Regions from separate parts of the Homo sapiens genome. Here region 1 is linked to region 2. Evidence: chromatin loops called from intact Hi-C (ENCODE). Cell type or tissue: dorsolateral prefrontal cortex. All regions are shown on one strand. Links, peaks and the distances in the headings refer to the core of each region. The heading gives the core; the rest is flanking DNA.

Region 1 (9,058 bases), core at 307-8,306, 150 kb after region 2:
AGGGTTTCCTCATTTATCTGTTATCCTCAGCTGTATGTTTATATTTAAGAAGGATCCCCTTAAAAAGCTGATTGCGGCTCTCTGGTGTATGGGGTTTAGTGGTGGAAGGTATCCCCTAAGCTGGTAGCACCATTAGGCTAATTGGATAGAGATCCTGCCTATTCACTCTTGGCTGGTAGATGTTGTTATCCACTGGCCGTGTATTGATTATCTGCAGATTATATATAACTTAGCAGCTTAAAATGACAAACATTTATTACCTCATACAGATGATTACTGTCAGGAATGCAGGCATGGCTTAGCTTGGTGATTCTGGCTCGGGGTTTCCCAAGAGTCTGTAGCCAAGCTGTCATCTCAAGGATGGGTCAGAGGGCTCACTCCTCAGCTCACATGTGTGGGTGCTGGCAGTCCTAATTTCCTCAGGTTGTCAGTATGTCCCTAGGGCTGCTTGGGACATGGCAGCTGCATCCCCTCAGAACAAGTGACTCGAGAGAGAAATTAAGAGGGGCATGCTCTAAAGACAGAAGTGCAGTTTTATAACCTAATCTCAGAATGGACATACCAGTACTTCTTTCTGTCATATTTTATTCATCGCACAGACCAACCTTGGTGCACTGTAGGAAGGAACTACATAGTGTAAATCCAGGCAGTGGGGCTTGCTAGGTGGCCGTCTTGGAGACAGGCTGCCATGGACTTCTTTTCTCAATTATTTTCCGCAGAGAAAGACTCCTCTCCATGTGCCTTACCTGAAGATTTAAGCCTGGGTGACAGTGTTTAGGGAACCTAGCTTGGAAATAAAGAAGGGGTCTCACCATTCAGTATTTGACTCTTCCTTAGTTTTCTGGGTTTTTTTTTTTTACAACCATGCATCACACTCAGCCTCTGCAGTTATGCCTGGCATCATTTAGATCAGAATTGGTCAGCCTACCCAGAAAATGCAACTCTGATTTGTACAAGGAGGAGAGAAGAGAATGGGCAGTCTCTGGAGCACAGACTGAGGAATGGAAATGGGCCAAGGCCTCGTTGGGCATTTTACAGGCTTTCTACCCATCCTCTTGCCATCAGCCCCACCCTGACCTTTTAAAGCAGCTGCTTTCCCCAATTCCTGAGCTTTCCTGGGTCCCTGCAACTTGGTTGGCCTCCCTACCTCTGTAGGATGTCAGGTCTCAGCTGTCTCTCTTCTGGAGAGAGAATTACCACTGATCCTGGTCCTTATGTTTTCACTTCCCATCTTCCAACATTTTGTTAACATCACTCATCTCCACTCATTTTCTCCTGGTTTTCTTCGTATTTGTGAGTTTTACCTATTTTACTATTTCACTGTCTTTGTGGTAGTTTTAGGATGGTTGAATTTCTGTATTTAGCCTGCCATTAAGTATATATTTCCATTTTTCTGCTTGTATAATTTCCAATACATATCCTGATAGATAGTATTTCCTACAAAATTTACTTTTAGAGGAAAAATTCAAAATGTTAGCAGACTAATCAGCTTATCCTGCCCAAAGCTTTTGAGATGAGAATAGAATGGATTATGCTTTCCATGACTCTTTTGATTTCTGGCTGCTTTAGAATGTAGATTTATAAGAAAAGAAGAGTAGGTGAAAATGGTCAGTAGTATACTGTCTAGGGAATGAGCTTAGAATTCTGAGGATTTTAGATTTCTCTTGGACTGTTGCTTAAAAGTACCACTCACAGCAAACACTTGATAGCTTAACGCATACAACCGCATTAAAGAGATAGTGTTTTAACTGCACATATAACTTAACTATTTCTGTATTTATCTTCAGTTTTCAGTGTTTAAACCTGCCTGTTTCTTACATTGTTGGAATCATGGAAAGAAAGCTATAAACAAGTTGGAAGTATTTATTACAATACCTCAAGGTGAAACCACTAAAGTCCTTCTGTGGGTAATTTATTATACTGCGAGATCTCAGACACATGAGAAACTGTCCTGAACTCCCAAATGAAAGCACTTCCAAAATACAGCATTTCTAAAACGAGTAACCTTTAACTTATCTAGCATAAGCAGAAGAATAAGATATGTTTAAAGTTTTCATGTTTTTGCTGATAGACTTAAAATCTACGTAGCGTTTCCTAGATTCTGACTTTGACTTGCTCACACGCTGTCCCTACCCATGCAAGCTAGAATCTTTCCTCTCCCTTCTTGATTTCAACATGAGTTTAGAACCAAAGGAACTTTTACTTGGTCCGGTGACAGTTTCCCGTCTGAGACTTCCCCACGCAGGCACAGAGCCATGGCCCCTGGGCTGTTTTTATTTGCTCTAATTCAAATGCCAATTCTAATTTGCTTTCTACGGTGCTCTTTTGTTCGTCTGTCTTCTTCTAGTATTTATAATTGATAACTGTAGTTTAATTATTCAAAATCATTATTTTTAGATGTTTAAAATTGTTTTTTTTCCCCTTCAGACTTGTATATAAATGTCATTATCTCCTGAGAAGTGGTATAATTTTCAGAAGCAGAGAATACATTATCTTCTCTTGTATCCAGTGGTGTAGTGTCTGTCGGGGTTCCCAACCTCTACACTATTGATGCTTTAGGCTGGCTGCACCTTTGTTGTGGAGGGGCTTTCCTGTACGTTGGGCGTTGTAGGGTGCTCAGCAGTGTCCTTGGCCTCTGTCATTGGATACTAATAACATGCCCACTTCACAAATTTAATCTTTCTGTAAGACTCAGAAATACATAGGAACAGAAACAAAAGCAAAAAATCAGTATCGACTGCTTCTTGAGGGCTCACTGCCTGCTGTGAAGCAGCATCTGCAGGTCTGTGGTCAGCGCTGGAGGTTGAAAACCATTTTAAATGAGCAACTGTGGCGGGTTCACAGGGTCAAAGGGCAGAGTTCCTGTTGGGATGTGGGAAAAGATGTGATCTCTACTATCTCAGTGGCAATTCCACAGCCAATGGAAGTAAGCAATGGAACAATTTAGACCATTTGAGAACCAAGGTGTCACCCTACTGTGAAATCTGCAGACAGAGAAGGCATTTCATCTGTATTTTTACCTTCAATCCTTGTCTGTGTCTATAAGTTCACATTGCCGACAGCCCACCTGCCAGCTCTGCTACCAGAATTGCCTTGCTAACCAGCTTTACTCCTGGAATTTAGGAAAGTCTGAGAAAAGTCTTCATCTATTCATATTGGCATGCTGGTACTTAAATTCAATGAAAGTAAGAGTAGAACCATGTATTCAATAAAAATAAGAATAGCTTTATTTGCATGCTGTCACTAGTATCAACCTAACTTCTTATGTCCTTTTCAAGTAAGTCAGTGAAAACCAGAAATTTCCTGACAGCTGGCCTTGGACCGTGGCTGCTTTAACCTCTCTGCAGGGGCAAGTACATTTCTGTCATTCTGCATTTGTGATCCTGAGGTCTGACTGTCACATGTACAGTTATTGGCATCCACAGGGTAGAACTTCTTTCTTATCTATAGTTCCCAGGTACAGAGCAGGAAAGGAGAACTGCAGCCAAGGGGTGATATCTAATTCACAACTGGGATGCCCCAGTGTGTGTGCCGAGGAGAAGGTACCTGAGTAATGTTATTCATTAACATTTATTTCTGGGCTTTGGCCAATTGGTCTTCCTGTAGGGTTATTTGGCATGTTCTAATAAAATGTGCCTATGATTGAGATTATCTTGGATTAAGAAAATAACTTATTCAACAAGTATTTATTGAGCATCTCTTCTGTGTTGAGCACTGTGCTAGAGAGTATAGCACAGAACAGGCCAGATACAGCTCTGGTGCAGCTTGTAGTCTAGTCTAGGAGAGGTAGAATTGAACACACATGTAACTGCAAACTTTGAGAAGTGCCACAAAGGCAAGAGTATTCAGGAAACCCAGTTTAATTAGAGTCAGAGAAGGTTTCTGTAAAGAAGTGAAATTTAAGCTGAGGACATTTAAGGCAGAAGGAATGTAACTGTCATAGGCCTGTACTGTAGGCTGCAAAGATCAACTTCTCCATGTCTCATGAATAGTTAATTATGTATATTTCTTATTTTAGCACCTCACATTATGCAGTTGACTGTCGAACAATGTGAGAGTTAGGGTTACAGGGCCCACATACAGTTGAAAATCTGAGTATAACTTGCAACTCCCCAAAAAACTTAACTACTAATACCTATTGTTGACCAGAAGCCTTACCAATAACATAAACAGTTGATTAACACCTATTTTGTATGTTATATGTATTATGTATACAATATGTATTTTTATGTATTCTTACAATAAAGTAAGCTAGAGGAAAGAAAAAATTATCAAGGAAATCATAAGGAAGACAAAATATATTTACTATTCATTAAATGGAAGTAGATCAATATAAAGGTCTTCATCCTCATCATCTGCCTGTTGAGTAGATGGAGGAAGAGAAGGGGTTGGTCTTGCTCTCTCAGGGGTGGCAGAGGTGAAAGAAAATCCATGTATAAGTGAACCTGCGCAGCTCGAACCTGTGTTGTTCAAGGGTCAACCATACTGACATGTTTACATGTATTTCTCCTTGGCAAGATGCAGACCGAGTTCCTAGAAGATAGGGATGATGTGTTATTCATATAGGTATAACCCAGTCTTGAGCTTCACAACAAACAGGTATTGGATGATAGTTGGGGAATTGAGTGAGTGAACTAATGAAATGAATGAATCAATGAATGAGTAAATTGGAGGATGTAATAAAGGTGGTTGACATCTGCTTTGTCCTCCGTATCCATACTTTCTTACTCTAGATACTGAGAATCTCTTCTGTCAGTCATCTTGTGCAGTGGGGTTTCTTTCTTACTTAGTTTTGAACAATTGGCCCTATTTGACTTTGCATGCCCAGGCCTCAGCACCTTGCCTGGCACACAGCTGTTCAATGAGTTATGAGTGAATGAATGAAAGAATGGGTTTATTTTCCTGATCGTGAGCCTTATTATGTAAGCTTGCTTGCTGATGTCTGAAACCTGCAGCCTTGCCTGCCTACCTAGACCGTTTCTGCACTCCACCTGAGGCCACCACTCCCAACAGTTACACTGAAGTTGATTTGCCTGGAAATGCAAAATGGGAAAAATTGGTTTTGTCTCTCCAAAATAAATCTCAAAACTGTCTCTTTGTCTGCCTAGGCCAAACCACTATCATCTCTGTCTAGCACTATGACAATAATCTCTTCTTTCGTCTCTCTGCAATCTGTTTTCCACAAAGCAGCTTAAATTTATATTTTAAAATATAAAAGGCAAATATAAAATATAAATGTAGGATTTAAAGTATTCTCTAAGTCAGATTGTGGGACTTACCTGCTGGGAACTGTAATGGCCTCCTCTAGCACATAGAATGAAATGTAAACCCTTCTGCACCTGCAAAACCTATCTTTTTTGACCCCGCCTACCTCTGTTGGCTCATTTTGTGCTCTTTTTCCCTTTGTTCTTCGTGCTCCAGCCACCCTGGCCTTCTTCACGTACCTTCACGTGTCTTTCACTTACCCAACTCTCATTCCCTTCATGAGGAACCTGCCCAGAGGAGACACTCAGGAACTCTTTGGACACATTCATGGCTTTTTAGTCCACTGATTTTTAGATATGACTTTACCCATAGGATCATTTCTTTCCAAGGAAACGTTAAGCAGAACCTCAACACATAAAGCAAATGAAAGTAGGGGTACTCTGATTCCCATGGAAACGAGGATCCCAGGAACCTCCGGTCCTAAGGCTTCTTCTGAAAATATAGGTTTCCAGAGATGATGGTTTGCAAGGCATTGCTCAGGTCCAGTAGTGCCTGTCTGACTTCTGTGTTTACTTTGACTGGCCTCTTTGAACTTGGACCACTGTTCTTTTAGGCATTTAGAAATTCCTTCCTACTCAACTGAACTCCTGATTCTCAATTCTTAGCCTACTGTCTTGAATGGCCACACATTCTGCTCTTAAAATGTTAAAACAGTCTAGATGGGAAGATGGATGGATAAAAAAGTTAAATAAAACTTGTATATGGTTAACTTCCAGATAGTTCCTCTAAGCACCAAAAGAGTCCAGAGAAGCAAGAGTTTAAGGGTGGGGGCTACAGAGATACTGGAATAATCCATGGAAGTGTCTAGATTTGAGAAAGGTCTTTGAAAATAGTAGGAAATAGTGAGAAATGATGCAGATAGTCTACTATGCATTATGGTTTGACGAAAAACATAAAGGGAATGAGACAGTTTGGGTAATAGAGGGGCAGCCATATCAACAAAGCATGTGAAGGAGTGTCTGGCCTGTAGATATGTAATGTAAGGTCACAAATGCTTAGGGGAGTTGGACCAGTGCCATAACACAGAACATTATACCCTAACTAACAAATGTGAACATAGTAGTTACTGTTGCCATAAATATCATGTCCTCAGAAAAATATATAATTCAGTGAGCAAAAATTTATTTTAATTACATTCCAGCTCTTGCTTCTGAAGATCCACCTGGTTATTTTGCTGAGCCTCAGTTGCCCCCCCATTCCTTTTCTGGTCGAGGACATGATGGCAGATGGCAAAACTCATCTATTATAGTTATTTCTTTACTGTTTACAGAGTAACCATTCCCTGACCTCAAATTCTGAGGTCATCGTATCAAAGCCTCCTATGCACTCATTGTTTTCTACTTCTGAGAACATCTGCCCAGCCTGGATGGCTCTCTTTTGTATAACATCCCAGCATTGTCTGGCTTTGCTCACTGGTCACAGCCAGGGTTCTCATGCTCATCTAGTCCTTCCCTCACCTTCACCCATGTCAATGACTTGCTTAATTACTTAATTTCTGCTTAATTTTTTGATAGCCTGAATGAAATGGTCCTATCCTCTTCCTGAATCATCCTATGTAGGTGCTCTCCAAATCCTGGCCTTGTCACTGGGTGACTGGCAGAAAGATAGGACCATTGACAGAACAGTGAGGTCAAGGGGGAGCTGACAAGAGGGAAAAGATAAGTTAATTTACAACACAATTAGTATAAGCAGAGGTGATGTTTAGGTGGTTACAGATAAGGAACTAGAACTCTAGTTTGAAAATCTGTGTTTTTAAATAACACTGGAAGATAAAGTTCATTCCTCAGGTATTCATTCCTTAAATGTAAACATATGCTGTTGCCAGGCACTGTGCTAAACACTGTGAGTATAAAAGTGAGTTCTCACTTTAATGCCTTTAAGGCATTCACTCTCTGGTGTGAGACACAGGTGTGATATAGCTGTATAATATGTCTACATATTTACCTTTAGCGTAATCTTTCCATGTAATACTCAGATCATTAAATCTGGAAAGAAGGAAGGAAGTCTAAAAGTGAGTACTCACTTTAATGCCTTTAAGGCATTCACACCCTGGTGTAATAAACAGATATGATATATCTGTATAATTTTATTGTATCTACTTATTTACCTTTAGCATAATTGTTTTCATGTAATATCCAGAACATGAAATGTGATCATGAAATCTGGGAAGAAGGAAAGAAGTTAGGAGACCAACATTCTACCACTTAGTAGCCCTATGACTATAGCAACCCTTCTGAACCTCAGTTTTCTGATCTGCAAATAAGAGCATTGGACTTGATGAAGTGTTTTCAGTTGATCTCTTGTGAAATCAGATGCTTTTCCAAGGATTCCAGAAACATTTGATTTCAAATGCTTTTTTAAAGTGTGATGAAAATAACTCATGCACTTAAATGCATTATGTACCAAAATTTGCCTCATCAGGAGAGCCTCGTTTTTCTTGACCCAAGGTTACAATTACACCTTATAAGTTTGGACAAAAGGTTACAAATTTGATTTAGCAGTATAAGCAAAAAAAAAAAAAAAAAAAAAAAAAAAAGCACGCTGATTAATAAAATATGCTTTTTGTTTCTTTCACCTATAGTTGTTTCATGAAATATTTGCTTGGCCCAATGAGTTTTGCTGTTAAAGACATTGCCATCACCAGCCCTCATCTGCAACATCTACTTCTAGCTCTAAGCAGCTAAGATTTTTTAACTCATGTAATAAAGTTGATTTATACTTAAATTTATCAGATTGGGTGGTTCTTTTTGACTTAACAGCTTATTGATGTATAATTCATAACATATTGTTCACCTACTTAAGGTATACAATTAATTGGTTTTTAGCATATGTACATAGTTTTGCAGCCATCATCATCAATTTTAGAACATTTGAACGATGCCAGAAAGAAACCCTGTACTTCTTAGCAATACTCCCCAATTTCCCTACTGTCCAGCCCAACCTTAGGCCACCACTAATCTACTTTCTGTCTTGATAGATTTGCCTAATATGAACATTTCATGTAAATGAAATCATGTAATACTGTATGTGGTGTGTTGTGACTGCCTTTTCCCGCCTAGCATGTTTTCAAGGTTCATCCATGCTGTAGCAAGTATCAGTACTTTATTTTCTTTTTACTGCCAAATAATATTTCATTTTATGGATATGCCAAATTTTATTTGTTCATTTATAAGTTGATGGACACTTGTTGTGAGCACTCTTTAGCTATTATGAATAGTGATGCTGTGAACATTTTGTACCAGTTTTTGCATGTACACATGTTTTGATTTCTTCCAAATATATACCTAGGAGTGGAATGGCTGGGGCCACATGATACCTCTGTGGTTAATTATTTGAGGAACCACCAGGCTGTTACCCAAACCTGTGGCACCACTTTACATTCCCACCAGCAGTGTATGGTCCCAGTTTCTCCACATCCTCACCAACACTTGTTATGATGTCTTTTTTCTTATAGCCATCCTAGTGGGTGTAAAGTGGTATTCACTGTAGTTTTGATTTTCATTTCTCTGAAGGTAGAATGGATGGTTTTTGAAAGAAAAGTTTCAGCACAACAAAGGCGGAAACTTTGTTTCAAAGTTACAGAAAGGAGAAAAAGATATTAGGGATGGAAACATATAAGTCAAAGTTGGTTAGAGAACTGTCTGAGAGAATAGGGCATGGCAGAGGAAATCTCCAGAGAGCTCATTTGTCCAGATTATAGCCATGACACAAGCTTAATGGCAATAAAGTTATAGTCCCCAGAAGAAAGGCAGGGGTGTGTTTGTGTGTAGCTACCTCTCACACACCCAGTTTT
Region 2 (9,058 bases), core at 382-8,381:
CCATATCTTCACCAATATTTATCACTTGTCTTTTTTGTAATAGTCATTCTAACAGGCAGGAGGTGATATCTCATTGTGGTTTTAATTTGTATTTCTTTGATGATTAGAGATGTTGAGCATTATTTTCATATATATTTTGGTCATTTGTATTTCTTCTTCTGAGAAATGCCTGTTCAGATCCTTTGCCCATTTTTAAAACAGTTTTCTTTCTGTTGAATTGTGGGAGTTCCCTATATATTTTGAATATTAGCCCCTTATCAGATGGACGGTTTGCAAATATTTTCTCCCAATCTAGGTTGTATCTTCACTCTGTTAACTGTTTCCTTTGTTGTGCAGAGGAAACAATTTTTAGTTTGATGCAATCCTGTTTTTCTGTTTTTGCTTTCATTGCCTGTGCTTTTGGAATGCTATCCAATAAATCATTTCCCAGACTGGTGTCATGGAGCATTTCCCTTGTTTTCTTCTACTTATAGTTTCAAGTTTTATGTTAGATTTCTTTATTCTTTTGAGTAAATTTTTGAATATGTTGTGAGATAAAAGTTCAATTTCATTTTTCTGCTTGTGAATATCCCATTTTCCCACCACCATTTATTAAAGAGACTGTACTTATTTCCAATTTTGGCACCTGTGTGTCATAATTTACTATAAATACTTAGATTTCTTTCTGGGTTTTCTGTCCTGTTCATTGGTTGACGTGTCTGTTTTATGCCATCCAGTACCATGCTGTTTTGATTATAAAAGAGTTTTAGGATTTTCTTTTTTAGATCAGTGTGTAATGCCTCCAGGTTTTTTGTTTGTTTGTTTGTTTTGCTCAAGATTGCTTTGGTTGTTATGGGTCTTTTCTTGTTCCATATTTGACCCCCACTCCACTTTTAAATTTAAAAAAGAATCTCTCACTTATTATCAGTTATTGCTGAAGCCAGTGAAATTCATATTATTATCTGTTTTGCATCACTGTTTGAATGCTGCATATCAATCCCCTGGTGAACTTTGAGCATCTTTTTTCAACTTTCTTCAGTTAATATCATTCAGATTCATGAAGGCACATCTTTCTTCAGCAGTTCATAAATTAGCAGCATACATTTTAGGGGAGAGCCTTCATCTAAAAGTAACTCTTTATCTTAAGAATAAATCCTGTTTGTATCTGTCTCTCAAGCTATTGGTGCCTTTATAAGTTATCTTATGTGGAAGAGAATGTAGGGGAAGGAAAATTTGTTTTCTCACCCATTTCTAGGTTCATGACTGAGGCCCCTATAGGAAAAGACAGATGAATGAGAAAAAATCATACAAATGTACTTAATATAAAAGTTTTATGTGACATAGGACACTTCATAGGAAAATTAAGATGCAAAAAAACAGAGAGACCTGTGTATTTTTATGCTAAGTTTGATTAAGAAGTTGATAATTATAGATAAATATTTTTGGACAAAGGGAGTATGATCTAATGGAATTGAACTGGGGGACAGGGGTCAAACAAGGCCTTCTTGTTCATATTCTTCTCTGTGTCTTCAGAGATAAGAATGTTTCTTTCCTCCAAGCATAGGAAGAACACTTCTGGGGAGAAAGTCAGAGAGTGACATCCTCGATTTTATAGCCTGCTTCAGGGGACAAGAGCCAAGGGAAGGTGAGAATGGCCTTCCTGCTTCTGAAGTTTTCTCAAATGTCAAGATGACATAATTAGAGATTCTGAACCCCATTAAGAGCTCATCCCAAGACAAAAGGAATGAGACAAACATATCCTTCTACAGATCCTTAATCGTCTAAAGGGAGGGTTAGTCCTGAACACTTGGTAATTTGGATTTGTCTTTCAAACGGTACTTCAATGGAATTTATCTGGGTTCACAGTTCCAAACTTTAAATTATGGTATAAATGGATACAATAGTGTATCCATAATATTGTAAATGGATTCAATGGATTCCATAAGTTTAAGTATATATAAACAGCATATTTAAACTTAAGGAAACTAGTTAATTGCTCATTTTATCAAATACGTTAATACTATCATATTAACCTTAGTTTTCATCAAGTGGTAAAATATCTTTAAAGTTAAAGTACCAGAGAGGATCACCTCAATTGAAACATGTTCATTGCAGCATTATCCACAATAGCCAGGATACAGAGACAATCTAGGTATTTATCGGTAAAGAAACTGTGGTGTGTATACACAATAGAATATTATTCAGCCTTTTTAAAAAAGGAGATTCTGCTCTATGCCACAACATGGATGGTCCTGGAGTATATTTTGCTAAATGAAACAAGCCAGACACAGAAAGGAAAATACTACATGAACTCACTTATATGTGGAATCTAAAAAAAAAAAAAAAAGGAAAATGAAATATATAGAGAGGATAAAACAGTGGTTGCCAGAGTTGGGGTAGGGGAGGAAATAGATTTAGGTCAAAGGATGCAACATAGGGTACATTAATGATAGTGTATTGTATTTACGATTTTTGCTAAATGAATAGATTATAGCTGTTCTTGCCATGGGAGGGGAAATGGTTAACTATGTGAGATGATGGGTGTGTTAATTTGTTCTACAACAGTAACAGTTTTACTGTATATATAGGTGTATATATTATATATACATATATAATATATAAAAAATATAGTAAAATACATATATAATATAACATGTTATATACCTTCAATATATACAATTTATTTAAAAACTCATTTATGATTTCAGTTAGAATTTTTAAAAACATTATGCTTCAGAGTATTTATTGCTTTTAACCCTCACAAAATTATGCATCATTCTCATGTTTCCAATATTCACCTGGGTTTGTCTAAGTATTTGAGGAAAAGTAAAAGTTTTTAAGAACTTTATTATTCTCAAATTTCAGTGAAATTAGAATGTAAAATCTTAGATGTGAATACTTTTACATGATGTTTATTAAATATAGTATGCTTCAAGGCAAAAAAATATGACATTGAAGACCAATATTTAATAGCCAATTTTTTCTTTTCTTTTTTCTTTTTCTTGAAGTGAGCAGAATATGCATAATGATAGGTATGATGAAATTTTATTTAGTGGTATTCGGAAGTATTCGACTTTAACAAGTATGTGCTGTTCTGTTGTGAATAAAAATTTGGGAAATAAAAACTAGAAACTTTACTCTGCACATATTAGGAGTATAAAAGTAGATTATGTTTTTAGAAATGGATGAGAATAGCCATATACCCCAACATCAAGATCTATGGTCTACAAAGCTAAAAGATGTAAAAGAAATGTGGAGGTTAATACAATAAGAGCACCCTCCCCCATTTATAAAGGTCAGACATGCCTATGGTGTACATTGCTATCTGTAAAGATTGGAAAACCTCAGATGTTGCATCTTAAAATATGTACATTTTCTGACATTTGGGTAGAACAATATAATTTCTTATAAATGAACTTGATTCCTGACATTCAGTTGAATGTTAATTTAATTTTGGTGCTAGTATAGCAAAGTCTTCCACATGTCATCGTAGTTGAGTTATCCTAGGAGTTTTGATGACTGGGAATAAAGAGGGCCTCCCTTGAAGGCTGGGCAGTGATGGAGACGTAAGATAAATTCATAGCAGTAACAAATCTAGAAAGAAAAGCCCTAGAGCATAACCCACAGCAAATCCTGAAACTCTCTTCCTTTAAGGAATTTCCTGGTGGCCTTAGGGAGGATATTAATGGAACTCTTTAGGCTTAACCTTGTTAAGGGACTGTTATGCAGCCCTTGTTGTTTTCTACTTTAAAGTCAAGAATTTTAAGCAGATTAGAATGAAGAATAGTGCAGTGCAGCATAAAGTTAGTATTATACTGTTAATAACATTCATCTGAATTATTAATTTCTGCCAGCAGTTGCTTTTAATATAATCAGGATTAACTGTAGAAATACGGATTGTTTTCCCCTTTTTGCTTTTTTATCTGAAGAATAATTTATTGTAATTAAGAATACATTATAAAAACAAAAAGGAATCGCAGCTATAAAAATGTGTTATATCAATGACTGATTATATTAACATTCTATAGCTGTCTAATTTCTTAGGCTAAAAAAAAAATCAAAGGAAATTGTTTCATTCAAATTGTTGAGCTTTTTGCCATCTTTAGAACCAGTCAGCTAGAGGAGAGTGTTTGTGACGATTACCAAGAATGGTTAAAACCAAAAGGTGTTGGTTTGCTTGCTCTCTCTTCTGGTGAGACAGCCATTTGAAATAGCATTCAGGCAGCGTGGCCTGGACGCTGAAGCAGAGCTTGGCAGATGGTACCGCAGGATGGAGAAACTGCTGGCAGATGGCATGGACTATTTGAGCAACAAAGAGACTTTTGGCTACCAATGCTAAGAGTTGGAAAGAAAGAAGACGACAACTTCTCCAGTGCTGCCAGCTTGTATACAGAAAACGTTTTGGCAGAATGGAGACTGGTAAAAGATATTCAATTGTTAACTGCAAGGAAAGAGAAGAGTTGTTGTTATTAAGTTTCCTAAGTGTGCTCCCTCTGGTGTGATTGGAACGTAGTTTCATATGGAAGAGCCCTTTAGAGATCATCTAAACCAACTATGCTGACTGAATATTTGGACACATTCAGTCTGTTTTTACTACTGAAAAGATATCTCTTTGAAGCATTATTTATAAAAAGTTTAATCCATGTTTGTTTTTGATAAGTTAAAAAAAAATCTTTATTGAAGACCTTATTTCCCAGGCTTCATATGTGCAGATTAGCAGTGGTTCTTGTTTAGCATTGGGCTAAAATAATGTACAGTGAAGTCAGGTTTGGCTAATATGACACAAAAATGTAGAGTTTTCCCTGCAAATGCTATACATAATTGAATCACTGAATTACTTAGGGGGTTATAGTCATTACCACACATCTCCAATTTGTTTTCTGGAATCTCTGAAGCCACTTATTACAAATAGACATTTAGTTCCTAATGATTTCATTGGGGGCTGCTACAATTTTTCATTTGTAGCTTTTTCACCTATTGCTACCTAATACCTTTCTCTCTCTCTCTCTCTCTCTCTCTCTCTCTCTCTCTCTCTCTCTCTCTCTCGTACCTCTTATTTGATATTGTGTTTCCAGAATTAATTAATTTAGATGACTTTCACGTAGTAACTTTTATCCACAAGTAATACTTTAAGCAGAAATATATAACTTGGTTTTTCTAAAATAATTAATTTAACATATCAAGAATGGTATTAAGAAAAATATTTGGGGATTTTTAAATGAAATTTAAAGTGGAAATGTATTACTTGAGGTAGAAAAACCAATTCTATACATATTCTTAATAGTTAAATCTCCTAGCTCACTGAAGTTTAAATTTTTGGTATCTCAATTATTCAGAAAACTGCTGAGATTTTGGATGTAATTGAAAATGCTACTGAATTGAGATCAAAAGGGATAAGTAAGTTATATTCAGAATAGTGTCACTGGAGATGCCTCTGAGCCACCAAAATTACCATCATAATGATTATTTAACTTTTGAGAAGTACTCTTGGCTTTTGGACTCTTACCTTACATAATTTTCTGTCAGTCTTTATGATCCAGTTTTTCTCAGTCTGTAGAAGACTAGTAGCATCTGACTGGAATTAGAGGGCTGCAAGAGGGAAGCATGCAGATAAAACGGCACAGAGACAGGTTCAGATAAGAAGGATCCCATAAAAATTACTCAATTACCAAAATGAAATGATGGCTTCAAGGCTTCAGTGGGGAAAAACTCATTTCAGTTGATTCAGTTAAGACATTTAAAAGAAGACATTTCTCAAAAAAAAAAAAAAAAAAAAAAAAAAAGAAATGGCTGAAAGTTTTGTCACTTAAAGGGCAAATATTAATTTTTTAGAAAATTCATTTATTTAGAAACTTTCACTCCATGTTTATATTAGGTAAAGAGGGTCTAAATCATGTATGACTGTTTTTACCAATGACCAATTTTCATAAGTGGAAAATTATGTTTCAAATCTTTGCTTAGAGGAATATGCCTTTTTAGTCTACGTATGATATCCACTCCCAGCGATACAGCTCTTTTTCCTTGTCCTCATTTTGGCAATGAAGCTGGTCTTGCTGGAAGTGCAGTGGAAACCTCTGGGTCACACAAGCCAGGCAGCCCTCACTGTGACTTCGTCTTATGCAAGTCACATCACTTTACCTCCCTGGACCTTCGTTATCTCACCTGGAAAATAAGGGAGTGGCTTTTAATGTCCTTCTTTCATTAATGGCTGAAGCTTTTCCTGTGATTCCAGGGCATAATTTATTAAAAGGAGGAAAAATTGATATTGATTAGCATATATGAATAGATGTTTGATTATCAAGCACTTGATACCCGATTCCACATTTACCACTGGACTCCTTTGCCTTTTAGTACTAGGTTCCTCCTCTGTAAAACGTGAGGGTTGATTTAGGTAGATGGAATATATAAGGTTTATACTACATCAAAGACTGAATGGGTTTTAGTTAAATTCATGATTCTCTTTCTTTTTTGTTCTGTCCCCAAGAACCTCTCACTAGGACACTCACATCTGTTCTTGTCACCAGAGCCTCACTTTTTCCAGGACATCCCTTTTCCCCTCTACTGTTGCAGAACTTTCCCCTCAGTTTAGTTTAAACCAGGTTCTTGTCACACGACCAGGAAAGATTAGGCTTGAGACACATAGAGGGGTGAGGAACAGAACTTATTGGGCAAATAGTAAAACAAAAAAATAACACTCAGCAAAGTGAGAGAGAGTCCTGCTAGCAGGTTTCTCACCTTACAGATTGAATCCCAGTTCACCACCCAGGAACTGAAGAAGCCACAGGCTCCTCCCAACTGCAAATGGCGCAAACCTCCGGAGGCTCCACCCCGTCCTCCCAGTGTGCAGGTGGGCATTGTTCAGAGAACCAGTCGGGAAAGGGCGGGCTCCATCCGGGACCAGCAGTCTGTTTTTTCAGCCTTCAGGCTGTTTTAGGCTTGAAGATGGAATTTCGCTGGGGACCCTTGGCTGTCTCCTGTCTCTATCAATACCTCTTGCCTCCTCTCCCACTGTGATAAAGTCTTTGCACTGTGGGATGAGACACATGAGGCCTTATTCATTGTTGCATCTCCACCTTCCAGTCTGATGCTTGTTGAATGAATTAATGCAGATACCTCTTGTATACCTGACTCCCAGTGCCTCATCCTCCACTGGAGCGCCATCCTTGCATCACCTTTCTTACTCTGGTGAGGAGTCGTACTCTCAGCCCCTGTGGTTTGAGACCCCCACAACCACTTCTGGTATGAAGACAGACAGACACCCCTCATTCTCATTGTCAGACACTAGGCATTAGGAATCGGAATTTCAGCTCTTTTCCCATAGAAGCAATATTTAAAATTGTCACAGCTTTGGTATTTTAATATAAATACAGTGTGAGTTAGAACTTCGGTTGCCTGGCTAAGGAATCTAACCATTATTTACAACACAGTGTTGTTTCTTTGGAAATTTCTATTCTGGGTTCCAAGTGACTGACTTGCAAATAAACTTTGGTAAGACAGTCCATTTGTAGTTTGCGAATGGCCTTTAGGCCATATAGATAGAAAAGCATATTGGGATAAGCATGGATCTCAATGTGCATGAAATTTGCAGTGCCTCAAAGACAGATCTTTAGTGTATGACAAAAGACAGAGAGTATTCCCAAATAAGTCTTTGACTTTTCCCACAGACACCGATTTTCATGTTAAGAAAAACCTTTTCAGAACACATCTACAAGAGCAAGGTACAGTTGAATTTTATGAAAATTGAATTTGAACAAGGGCTTTATGATTGCAAACTTTGTCAATCCCCATGGTTTATAATTCCAAAAAAAAGTTTAAGTGTATCACTTTCATTTAAGCTGTCATCTGTGTTTTGATTTTCCATGGGGGTGTTCCTTTCATCTTGATAGCGCTTCACTGGGGAGATTGTTTGATTGCCAATAGACTGTTTCCTATTCTATCTTTATACTTTCCCTTTTCTGTGTCTTAAAGTCACCATCGTCATTTGCCTGGAGCACGACAGCATACTCCTAAGCCGTTCCTGTACTTCTGTCCTTGCCCTGCCCCGTGCCAGATTTGCATATGGAAGTCAAAGGGAGCTTTACAATGGGACCCATTTTTTTCCATGATAAAACCATCCAGTCACAATAAATTGACTTAGATTAAGATGTAAACTTCTTACCTGGGACTTGAAAAGCCCCAAATGATCTGGCCCTACTATCTTCTCTAATTCAGCATGAAGCACAACCTCCTTTTGACTCAGCATGTCCCAGCTAAACTGACTTTTTTTTATTGCTTGACCACCCAACATCCTTTCTTGCTAGAACTAATGCAATGGCTGTTTCTTCTGTTTGTTTGACTCTCAGAATCTTTCTTAGAATTAAAGTGTCCACGCAAAGTCCCCCTATTCAAAGAGTGCTTCTCTGACCAAATTATCTAATATAGTCTAATATTAAACATCACTTTCCTCTTTCTCCAATATAACAATGTTTTGTTATCCTCCTGGCATTCGTTACTATCTGAACCAATTTTATTTATGGGCTTAAGGTCTATCTCCCACTTTTGAATGTAAACTTTGAGACAGAGGACATTGTCTGATTTTCTTACCACCCTATACCTGGTGCTTAGAGGAGTGTCTGGCACTTTACAGAAACTCACATGTGTAAGTGAGTGCTTTGATAGATTACTGGCCTCTGTGCATTAGATACCAATAACACTCTTCTGATGTGACAATAAAAAGTACCACAAGACATCATCCCTGGTTGAGAAATATGATATACAGCAAGAACAAAACAATCCCATCAAAGAGTGGGCTAAGGACATTTGAATAGACAGTTCTTAAAAGAAGACATACAGATGGCCAAGAAACATATGGAAAAATGCTCAACATCACTAATTATCAGGGAAATGCAAATCAAAACCACGATATGATATCACACCACCTCACTCATGCAAGAACGGCCATAATAAAAAAAAATAGATGTTGGCATAGATGTGGTAAAAAGAGAACACTTTTACACTGTTGGGGAAAATGTGAACTAGTACAACCACTATGGAAAACTGTGGAAATTTCTTAAAGAACTAAAAGTAGATCTACCATTTG

What was found. Peaks named below come from ENCODE experiments on the same cell type or tissue, not always from the same donor. Only the 100,000 strongest peaks of a DNase experiment are listed, where the experiment ranks them.
Region 1: it touches region 2 in a loop (2.3-fold over the local background); 2 of 110 quality-filtered maps call a loop at or near these places.

What each region holds. Positions count from the first base shown.
Region 1 is chr2:205,010,950-205,020,007 of GRCh38, forward strand. All of the region lies in intron 3 of PARD3B (par-3 family cell polarity regulator beta), which reads left to right. Among named protein-coding and RNA genes, the nearest start is that of PARD3B, 470 kb to the left of the region's middle. In dorsolateral prefrontal cortex, for the core only: no CTCF peak of the experiment used is centred there; no DNase peak of the experiment used is centred there.
Region 2 is chr2:204,856,190-204,865,247 of GRCh38, forward strand. The region is part of intron 2 of PARD3B (par-3 family cell polarity regulator beta); the gene reads left to right. Among named protein-coding and RNA genes, the nearest start is that of PARD3B, 320 kb to the left of the region's middle. In dorsolateral prefrontal cortex, for the core only: no CTCF peak of the experiment used is centred there; a DNase peak (open chromatin) is centred at 4,232.